Linked DNA regions of Homo sapiens: region 2 is linked to region 1. A link is an interaction called in ENCODE POLR2A ChIA-PET data of the cell type or tissue named here. Cell type or tissue: MCF 10A. All regions are shown on one strand. Each heading gives the region's core, and the rest is flanking DNA. Links, peaks and the distances in the headings are about the cores only. Region 1 has its middle 58 kb from the start of PRDM8-AS1. Region 2 has its middle 5.2 kb from the start of FGF5.

Region 1 (4,404 bases), core at 111-4,110:
GTTTTAAGCCATTAAGTTTCAAGAATAATTTGTTATGCAGCAATAGTAATTAGTACACCAAGAATGATAATGTTAGGGAAATGAAGTTTAGGTGTATATTTGGCCCATATCCCAATCAGGAATCTATTGACAGATAGTGCAGAATTAGCTGCTTAGGCTAGAAATAGAACTCTTTTTCGTTTGTGTCTGTTAAGATTTGTGCTAGGAAGTTTTGTCTGCTAACCTCACTCTAACCCATAGATAAGAATAAGCACAAGCAATAGAATAAGAAGAGAGCTAATAAAGAAATAAAATGTGGATTTTAAATTCCAGAAAAAATTTGAAATGCTTTAAATTTTTTGGTTTTTGTATAAATGCAATAATAAATTCAAATTATTGTTATTTTGAGCATGTGCTTTGTCTATTAAGGAGTTTAAAGCATTATCAGGAGATTATAATATAGTAGATTTGTTTTAAATTGAATTTTACAGTAATACAAGTAAATAAGTTTGTAGTCAATGTTCAAATATTTGGATAAATGTTGATTTATTAATTATGTAAATACAGTGTAGATATTTACAGGAATGATAATTTTTAATGCTTGAAAGACTATTACATGTTCAATGTTTTAATTAGATAAGTAAATTGGACATTAAGGATACTCTTATTGATACATTAAAGCTCCCTGGACATCCCTATGTTGTAAAGACTCAATCCACTTTTAAAATGTAGATTTTATTTATTTATTTGTTTGTTTACTTTTAAAGACAAGATCTCGCTATGTTGCCCAGGCTGGAGTTCAGTAGCTATTGACAGGCACAATCATAGTGTAACATAACCTCTAACTCCTGGGCTCAAATAATCCTTCAGCCTTAGCCTTCAGAGTAGCTGGGGCCATAGGTGAATGCCACTGTGCCCGACCAAACCCACTTTAAGAAACAAATACTTTCTTTTCTGTAGAGAAACTAGAAGTAGAAAATGCTGAGAGTTGTAGGAGATTGTGGGATAATTCATCTGGTGACAGATCCATAGCAACCACTGTCCAGTCTGCTGGGGGCTGACAGCTTGCTCTTTCCCCAGGCCTGAGTCTCATTCTACATGGAGAGTACTAACTAGTATGACATTCATGGCCTCTTCCCATGGTGACATTCATGATCCTCTTCCTTACTCCTCATTACAGAAGAAAGAGTGACTTCTTTAAAAGCTGAGTTTGGAAGGAGGAACTAGGAAGGTGTATTTTAGTCCTCACATCTCTTATTTCTTTTGCGATCTAGCTGCACAGAGAAGTTTGGTTCCTCCTGGCATAAGTTTTACAGGGCAAACCTTCCACTTCGGGATGCTTACGGTAGCCAGTTTTTCTGTGACTGAATGAGTAAATATGAGAAAAGGCCCTAACCTGTGGGGCATTCAAAGTAATAAAAGGGATATTTAAATTTCTGTCTGCTTGATTCTTCTTAATTAGTCCAAAATGAGGCTATGAAAGAGGGTGCTGTTTATTACTCCCATCCCAACATTGTTGTACCTTTAAACCATAAGAACATAGCTTAAAATTTACAAGGCTTTTCTGATTTGAATGTAGTTACTCACAAATGACGACTATTGTGATGTTATGTAACTTCTCGTCATGAATATAGTTCCCCTTCCACAATTTTATATCTAGAGTTAGATTTGCATTTTTTTTTTTTACCACAACAAGCACATATTTTCACAACTTTGGCAGAACTGTGTTATACTTTCCATCATTCTATGATTTCAGCTCCTTACAATATCATTCTTAATGGGTGAACACTGTTTTTCTTTTATTTGTTAATGGCGTTCATGATACCCATGGTTATCATTGCTAAATGCTATTATGATAATTTGTCATTTTTTTCAGGTGGTAAAATGTACTGTTTAATGAGAAGTGTGTTGTTCAATCTGATATACAGATACTGTATTAATTTGGGTTTCCTTAGGCAGAATCTGAGACATAACTTTGAATTATGTCAGTTTATTTGGTAGTGGTGGGGAGGAATCATGGCTTAAAATGAGGAGAATGAGGCAAGAAATGATGGAAAGTTGGTAAGTGATGTATTATTGTGTTGGTATGTACAACTGGAGCTTGATCCTACTGGGGATCCTCTCAGGAGCCATGTAAAATGCACTCACAATTATCACTCCAAAGGACCAGGAGACTGGGAGGACAGGGGACAGGGTCCTTTTTCTATTGACTCTCCTCAATTGGTGGAGGGTTAACTTCCCCCAACTTCTGGGCTGCCTCCTGTGGCAGCATAATGAAGAAAGGTGGGGTGGCAAGAGCAGAAGTTTGAGACAGGTAAAGATGCCTGCAGCTTGCACAAGATCTGTCTTTCCACCACAGCTGCAGCTGAAACCCTCATGTGAACTGACAGGATGTGGTACAAGGCTTACAAAGCATCTGCTCCAAGTATGATTCAGAAAATATTAAAAAGAAGAAAAACATTTGCCACATTCATCCCATCAATATGTGGCTTAACTGTTGGCTTGGTATAACTAAACAATCATTTGCAATGCTTTCAAATTCCAGAACTGTCAGATATATCTGTATGTCTGTATTTTTGTTTTAATCTATATCTATTTTTAGATATCTAATTTATTTTAATCTATTTATCTATGTATCTATATATGTATGTATGTGTCTACTACCTATCCATCTCTCCACCGATCCGGTCAAAATTTTCTTTATATTGCACTGACTTTGAGGGCAGTCCCCAGGGAGGAAACTGAATGTGAAAACTTAAGTTATTTAGGGGTGGATATTAACAAGAACCTCTTTCTTGGAGGCCAGTCAGAATTTGGATGGGATGAGGAACTTAAGCTCTAGAAAAAAAAGTTGTAATTTGTAGGCCAGATTCTCTAAGTCCAGGTTTTTCTGTGCATATTTTTGTTTTGTTATCCTCTGGCATTAAATAAAATCTTGTTGAAATGTTCTAGTTTGTTCTCTATTGTGCTCATGGATATTAAGTAAAAGATTTGATATTCACAACTGGTTCTTAATTTTAAGAGACCATAGCACTTACATGATCTGTTGTGGTAGTAGTTTAAGAGTAAAGGAATCTACAAGAGGAATCTCAAATTCACTACTGTGGAGATTGTCCCTTTTTTGTCTTTTGTTGAGAAAGGTAGCAATTTTCTACAGGGTCTCAATGTGGAAAGTTAAAGGTCTCTTTAAATATTGTTTCACCTTCTACAACAGTTGATTTAGTTCATCCATTTTCTAAATCACATTAATTCAAAACTGTGTTATACACTGAAATAATACATGTAAGGTTTAATTCTTCCCCATAAATTGTTTTATTTTAGTGATCTATTGAATAATTTAGTATCAGGGATGGGTTCAGAAGCTGCTTTTATTAACATTTTCATAAACTGTGGAAAAGAAAATGTTCACATTGAAGTTCCCAAGTTTGCCAGTGACCTTAAGCTCTTCTGGTTAATGAAAATGCCAAGCTGATGGAAATAAACTGCAGAAAGACTTCACGAAGCTACGTTCATGGACGGAAAATTGATATATGAGTCACAAAAGGGACAAAGATAAAATAATGAGCCAATGCACTTAGAAAAAAAATAATCCAAACTATACCGGCAGAGTAATGGTCTTGGAGTTATCTATTACAGCACAGGGATCATTGTGAACTCTTCTATGAGGACAGGGAGGAGTTCATTAAAGGCTGATGGAATTCTGACAATCACAAGAAAGGGAAAGGAAACAAAATAGAACACAATGTCCTCTTACAGAAAATCAAAGTGCAGATGTGTCTGTTATTCACAGTTCTGATCCCTATATTCAAGAATACGATGAAAAGGAAAGCAAAAGGGGTAAGACATCTGAAACAACCAGGAAGAAGGGCCATGCTGCCACATTAAGTGTAAACTAAAAAGATTTAAACTCCAAAATGGAATGGCGAAGTTTGAGAGAAAATAAAGCCAAAATCTTCAAAATTGTTAAAAATTTTGTTTTGTATGTAAAAACCAGGTAATTATTGTAAAAGAGGTAAAAGAAAGAATAAATCAAAAGAATTTTTATTTGAAAGATTCAGCATAGAGTAGATGTATGAAACTAATTTCTTAGAGAGATAGTACCTGATAAAAGTAGAATTTCCAAAAAGAACTTAATAAACTCTTATAGTACGCATTTAAGTTGTTACTCAAGAAAAAATAATGTTTATTGGATTTATCTCTAGCTGTTTAAGCTGGATATTAATAAATTCTCATTTACTATCCTTTGGTGTTCACCAGAAACAGAGGTAAAAAGCATCTCCTCAGGGCCAATAGCTTCATGAATTGAGAAGTTAAAAATGGAGATGTATAATTATTACATGAGTTTCTGAAACATCTGTCACATCATATTGTTTAGTTATTATTGAGACAAGGCAGTGAACATCCAACAGATTTATCTCCGCAAAA
Region 2 (4,404 bases), core at 232-4,231, 120 kb before region 1:
CGCCCTGCTTCCTGCAGAGGTAAAACAAACGGCCCCGAAGATTAGTTTCCACTCATCGCCACCTGACAGACGACGGAAAAACTACCCAACAGATTAGCAGATTCCACCAGTCACCTAGGCGCCAGGCAGTGAGTGCGCGGGCTTCGGCTTAGGTCCCCACCCCCTCTTCTTGAGCTCTCTTTCAGCGGTGTCTCACCCCACTAGGCCTCACATTTCCTAGACCAACCCCCTCAGGGTCACTTTTCCTGGACCCCAGCATCTGAACTTTCTTTCCAGGCCTCCCCTATTTCTGTGTGGAAAACTGGTGGTGAATTTCCCCTATCCCTTTCGTAACTACAAGTGTGATCTGGTTACTAGAGACAGAAATCAATGCAAAAGAAGATAAAGTTACCGGTAACCTCTGGTTGGAACCCAGAAGCCTAAGAAAAGAGAAGTCAGGGTGTATAAGTCAAGTCAGAGCCCAATATTTCCTTCACTCTAGAGACCGTCTCAATATTTACAACATTCCCCTGGGTTTAAACTGAGGCCAGGCCTCACTGAGGCAAGGGTCCTGAAGGCAAGACTGTTCATCCTACAATGTCTCATGCTGGGTTGGAAGGACGGACAAGAGATAGATGATGGAATAGAATGAACAACCCTGGCAATGCAAGCCACTGTCCTGGGAGGCTGTCTGACCCAGGAACCAGGCTGCCACTGTGCCAGGCTGATCTTACACAGACTTCTGTTCCAAGAGCCTCAGTTACCCCAAAATCTCCACTCCTGGAGGTGCAGGTGCCATGAGAAATTTGCCTGTTCTGAGCTTTAAGATGACTGTACAGTTTGAAGGCAAGGCCAAATTTTCTTTGTTTGATCCAAAGAAAACCCAAGGATTTTTAGAATGCTTTCCTGGGATAGCTGTTTCAAACATGGTCCCAAAAGCCTCTGCACCCCACCCCTACCCAACTCTATATTCCTATCACCCTTTCATACTCTCAGGCTATACCCAGATAGTACTATCTTTTGTTAATCAGGTCCTGGGAGCCCCACAGTGGCCTCTAATTGCATACACTTTTTAGTAGAGACTGCTATGGACTGAATGTTTGGGTACCCAAAATTCAAGTTAAAACTCTGTTCTTTTATGTGATAGTATTTGGATATGGGGCTTTGGAAGTTAATCAGGTCATGAGGTGGGATTAGTGCATGCCCCTCTGCCTCCCCCTTATAAAAAGAGGAGAGAGCTTTCTTCCTCTCACAACCCCAATCCCTCAAATGAGGAAACAAGGAAGGAGTCCCTCCATGCTGGCACCCTGATCGCAGACTTCCCAACCTCCAGAACCATGAGAAATATGTTTGTTGTTTAAACCATTCTGTCCATGGTTGTCTTGTTATAGCAGCCCAAGCCAACTAAGACAGAAGCACAGTGCATTGCAGGACTCGGAAGCTAACCTGGTGGGGGCCCTCAGTCCAGGTTCTTGCCAGGACCCTCTATTTCCTCCAGGCCTGGCTTCTCACCAGCCAAGTTGGCAGCAACTACAGCAACAAATAGCCTGTGGCTAAAGGAGCACTGAGCTGGGAAGGGCCGGCTGTGTGAGGAAGAACCAAAGACCAAGAGGGACAGAAGAATGTGTGCAGTGTCTACTTTTAGGGTGATGAAGGTATAGTTACAAATTGTGCAAGTCCTGAGGTTAGACTTCTTTCTCCAGGGTCCAGTCCTTCCCTCTGAGAAGAGGCCTGTTTGCAAAAGGCCATTGGCCACTGGACATTATATCTGTGAAGTCAGAAAGTAAAACAGCATTTGCTACTAAAGAGAGGTACTTTGTGACCTAAGTGAACTCAAGGCAATCAGTTTTTCTCATAAAGCCCAACTCCTGTGCTTTCCAGTTATCCCAGTGACTATTTTTGTTTTAGCTTCTGGTACATCCATGCACTAAGTCCCAAACCACTATAGACCCCCAGTTATCCTAGCCTGCATTACCCAGTTGTAGGGAAATACTTTCTCTTAAGAACTGGAAGCCTTTTATCCTGTCTAAGGCCAGCCGTAGAAGATAAAGGATACAATTCCCTGTACTCCTTACACATGCATATGAAAATCATGATTTAAAAATCATACCACCTTTCCCTGCCTCCCAAATAAAGTCCTCTCTGCTCTTTGTAATGGGTTTTCTTACTGGTACAGTCTATATCTAATAATGTCAAAGGGGACATTCTAAACATATGTGGAGGGGTGCAGTACTTCCAGTCTTTTTTTTTTTTTTTTTTTTTTTTATGAAACAGGGTCTAATTCTGTCTCCCAGGCTAGAGTGCAGTGGCACAATCAGGGTTCACTGCAGCTTCCATCTCCTATGCTCAAGTGATCTTCGCACTTTAGCCTGCTGAGTAGCTGTAACTACAGGCACGCACCACCACACCTGGCTAGTTTTTGCATTTTTCATAGAGATGGGGGTTGAGGGGGGTTGGTCTCGCTATGTTGCCCAGGCTGGTCTCGAACTCCTGGGATCAAATGATTTGCCTGCCTTGGCCTCCCAAAGTGTTGGGATTACTGGCATGAGCCGCCAAGCCCGGCCTATACTTCCAGTCTTAATTCCTCAAAAGGAGTGCATTGGGTGGAAATCAGACTTTTCTTATCTATGAGAAAAGAAAAAAAAAGATAAATTAGCATAGCTGCTATTTGAATAGCTCTAGCATTTGGTTTGTATCCACAAAGACAGGCCATAAGCAAATGGGTACTCATTCAAGAAAAGTGGGAATAGAGGATGGGGGGAAAAACGTATGTCCTCTTCTAGAACATCTTTCCTGTGCCAAATGGGAAGGGCAGGAAGAGAACAGAAGTGAGACCAAGCCTGGTACCAGCAAGAAAACAGTAGGAAGCTGCTGGAACTATGATGCACGTGCTATCCATTCACCAGCCCATTCAAAGGCTGTTTGTTCAGAAAATAATTTGATCAAAGGTGACTTTTCAGACTAAGTCTGAGAGCCAGAACACACAGACAATGTTTTATTTATTTATTTTTCAAAATAAAGTGCTTAGGTTTCTTCAGGGGGACAATAATTGGAGATGCAACTCCAATTATTGGGGTGGGACTGCACCGAATCTGAAAGATGTCCTCAACAATAGCAAGTGGATAATTTGCTTCAGTTTAGTTTTTGGTGTGTTTTGTTGTTTTCTTTCAGGAAAAGTTTAGGCATCACATTCTAGAGAAATATTCTTTGCATACTTTTTCTGAAACCAGACACTTTATGGGAAGTCAAAAAGATGATTTTGACTTAAACAAAAGCTGTTAACAAAAATAAAAAAGAAAGAAAAAGAGAGAAGGGAAAGAAAGAAAAGAATTCCTTTTCCTGTGTCCTCTAAAAAGGGAATTATTTGTAAACTGCACTTTTGTCACCTTTAATCATTTTTTTTCAAATTGCAAATTAGCTAGCCCAACAATCTTGGACCATTTATTCAATAAGCACATTATAGGAGCATTTGATAATCATGGTATATAACAACTAAAATAGAACTTACGACACGTCCCCACTTTACCTCCCATGCAGTCATACACAAAATGAGATTTAAAATGGAGTAGAAAGACATGACACATACAACTTAGTTTTAATGTTGTGATCATTTGCTCGTATTATGACAATCATGCTGATAAATTCTGTTACTTCTCATATCTACTGTGTCCACACCCTTGGTCCATTTGCTTTTCATTTCAGTAGCTGGCCCAGGTCAGAGCAATGAGAAGGTCCTAAATTAGCTCCTAAAAAAAGAAAAAAAAGTGACTAATCTTACATTCACAGATTTTTTTTTAAAAAAAGAATTTACTTCATGCAAATCACCCTGCTGTCTTCCCTATCTTTGAAGCTCCTGTGTAATCCTTAAGGGAGGGTTTTAGGAGCATACAGCATATTACAATACGACTTTTCTTGGTTGTAAATGAGCAAATTTTCTGCTGGGAGCTAGAGGAGCACACAGTGGAACTCTGTGTTGTAACCAGGGTCACCATCAAACATATTGTGATTTGATTATTGCTTAGCTGTTTCAATTTTCTTATGATATATATGGTCTTAAGTAAATCATAAGTTCCTCAAAGGAAATCTGTCAGTATACACTGCCTTGTAATCCCCAGAATGCACAATAACTGAAATCCTAAATGAAGATCCTTAAAAGGAATGGCTTCAAAAGATGGCTTAATAATTATTTAAATTTTCTCCCCCAGAGAAGTGAGACTCTACAGCATTTAAAAGTATATGGTAATGGTGAATGATTTTTTTTTTTCCGCCTGCTCTTTCCTTTTTCTAGGGGAGTGAGGATTTGAAAGAGTGTGAGTGTGAGTGTGTGTGTGGGGGAAGGGTGTACGTACAAGTGTTTTCATCGTTTGCATCACCATGGCTCTTAATTACAGTAATCATTTTTGCAAATAGGCTTTGTTTTCTACT

What was found. Peaks named below come from ENCODE experiments on the same cell type or tissue, not always from the same donor. Only the 100,000 strongest peaks of a DNase experiment are listed, where the experiment ranks them.
Region 2: POLR2A ChIA-PET joins it to region 1 with 7 read pairs; 2 of 35 experiments call an interaction of 5 or more read pairs at or near these places.

The regions. Positions count from the first base shown.
Region 1 is chr4:80,137,068-80,141,471 of GRCh38, reverse strand. No RefSeq gene overlaps it. Among named protein-coding and RNA genes, the nearest start is that of PRDM8-AS1, 58 kb to the left of the region's middle. In MCF 10A, for the core only: no CTCF peak of the experiment used is centred there; a DNase peak (open chromatin) is centred at 2,361.
Region 2 is chr4:80,259,289-80,263,692 of GRCh38, reverse strand. No RefSeq gene overlaps it. Among named protein-coding and RNA genes, the nearest start is that of FGF5, 5.2 kb to the left of the region's middle. RefSeq lists an enhancer at 1-352. In MCF 10A, for the core only: no CTCF peak of the experiment used is centred there; no DNase peak of the experiment used is centred there.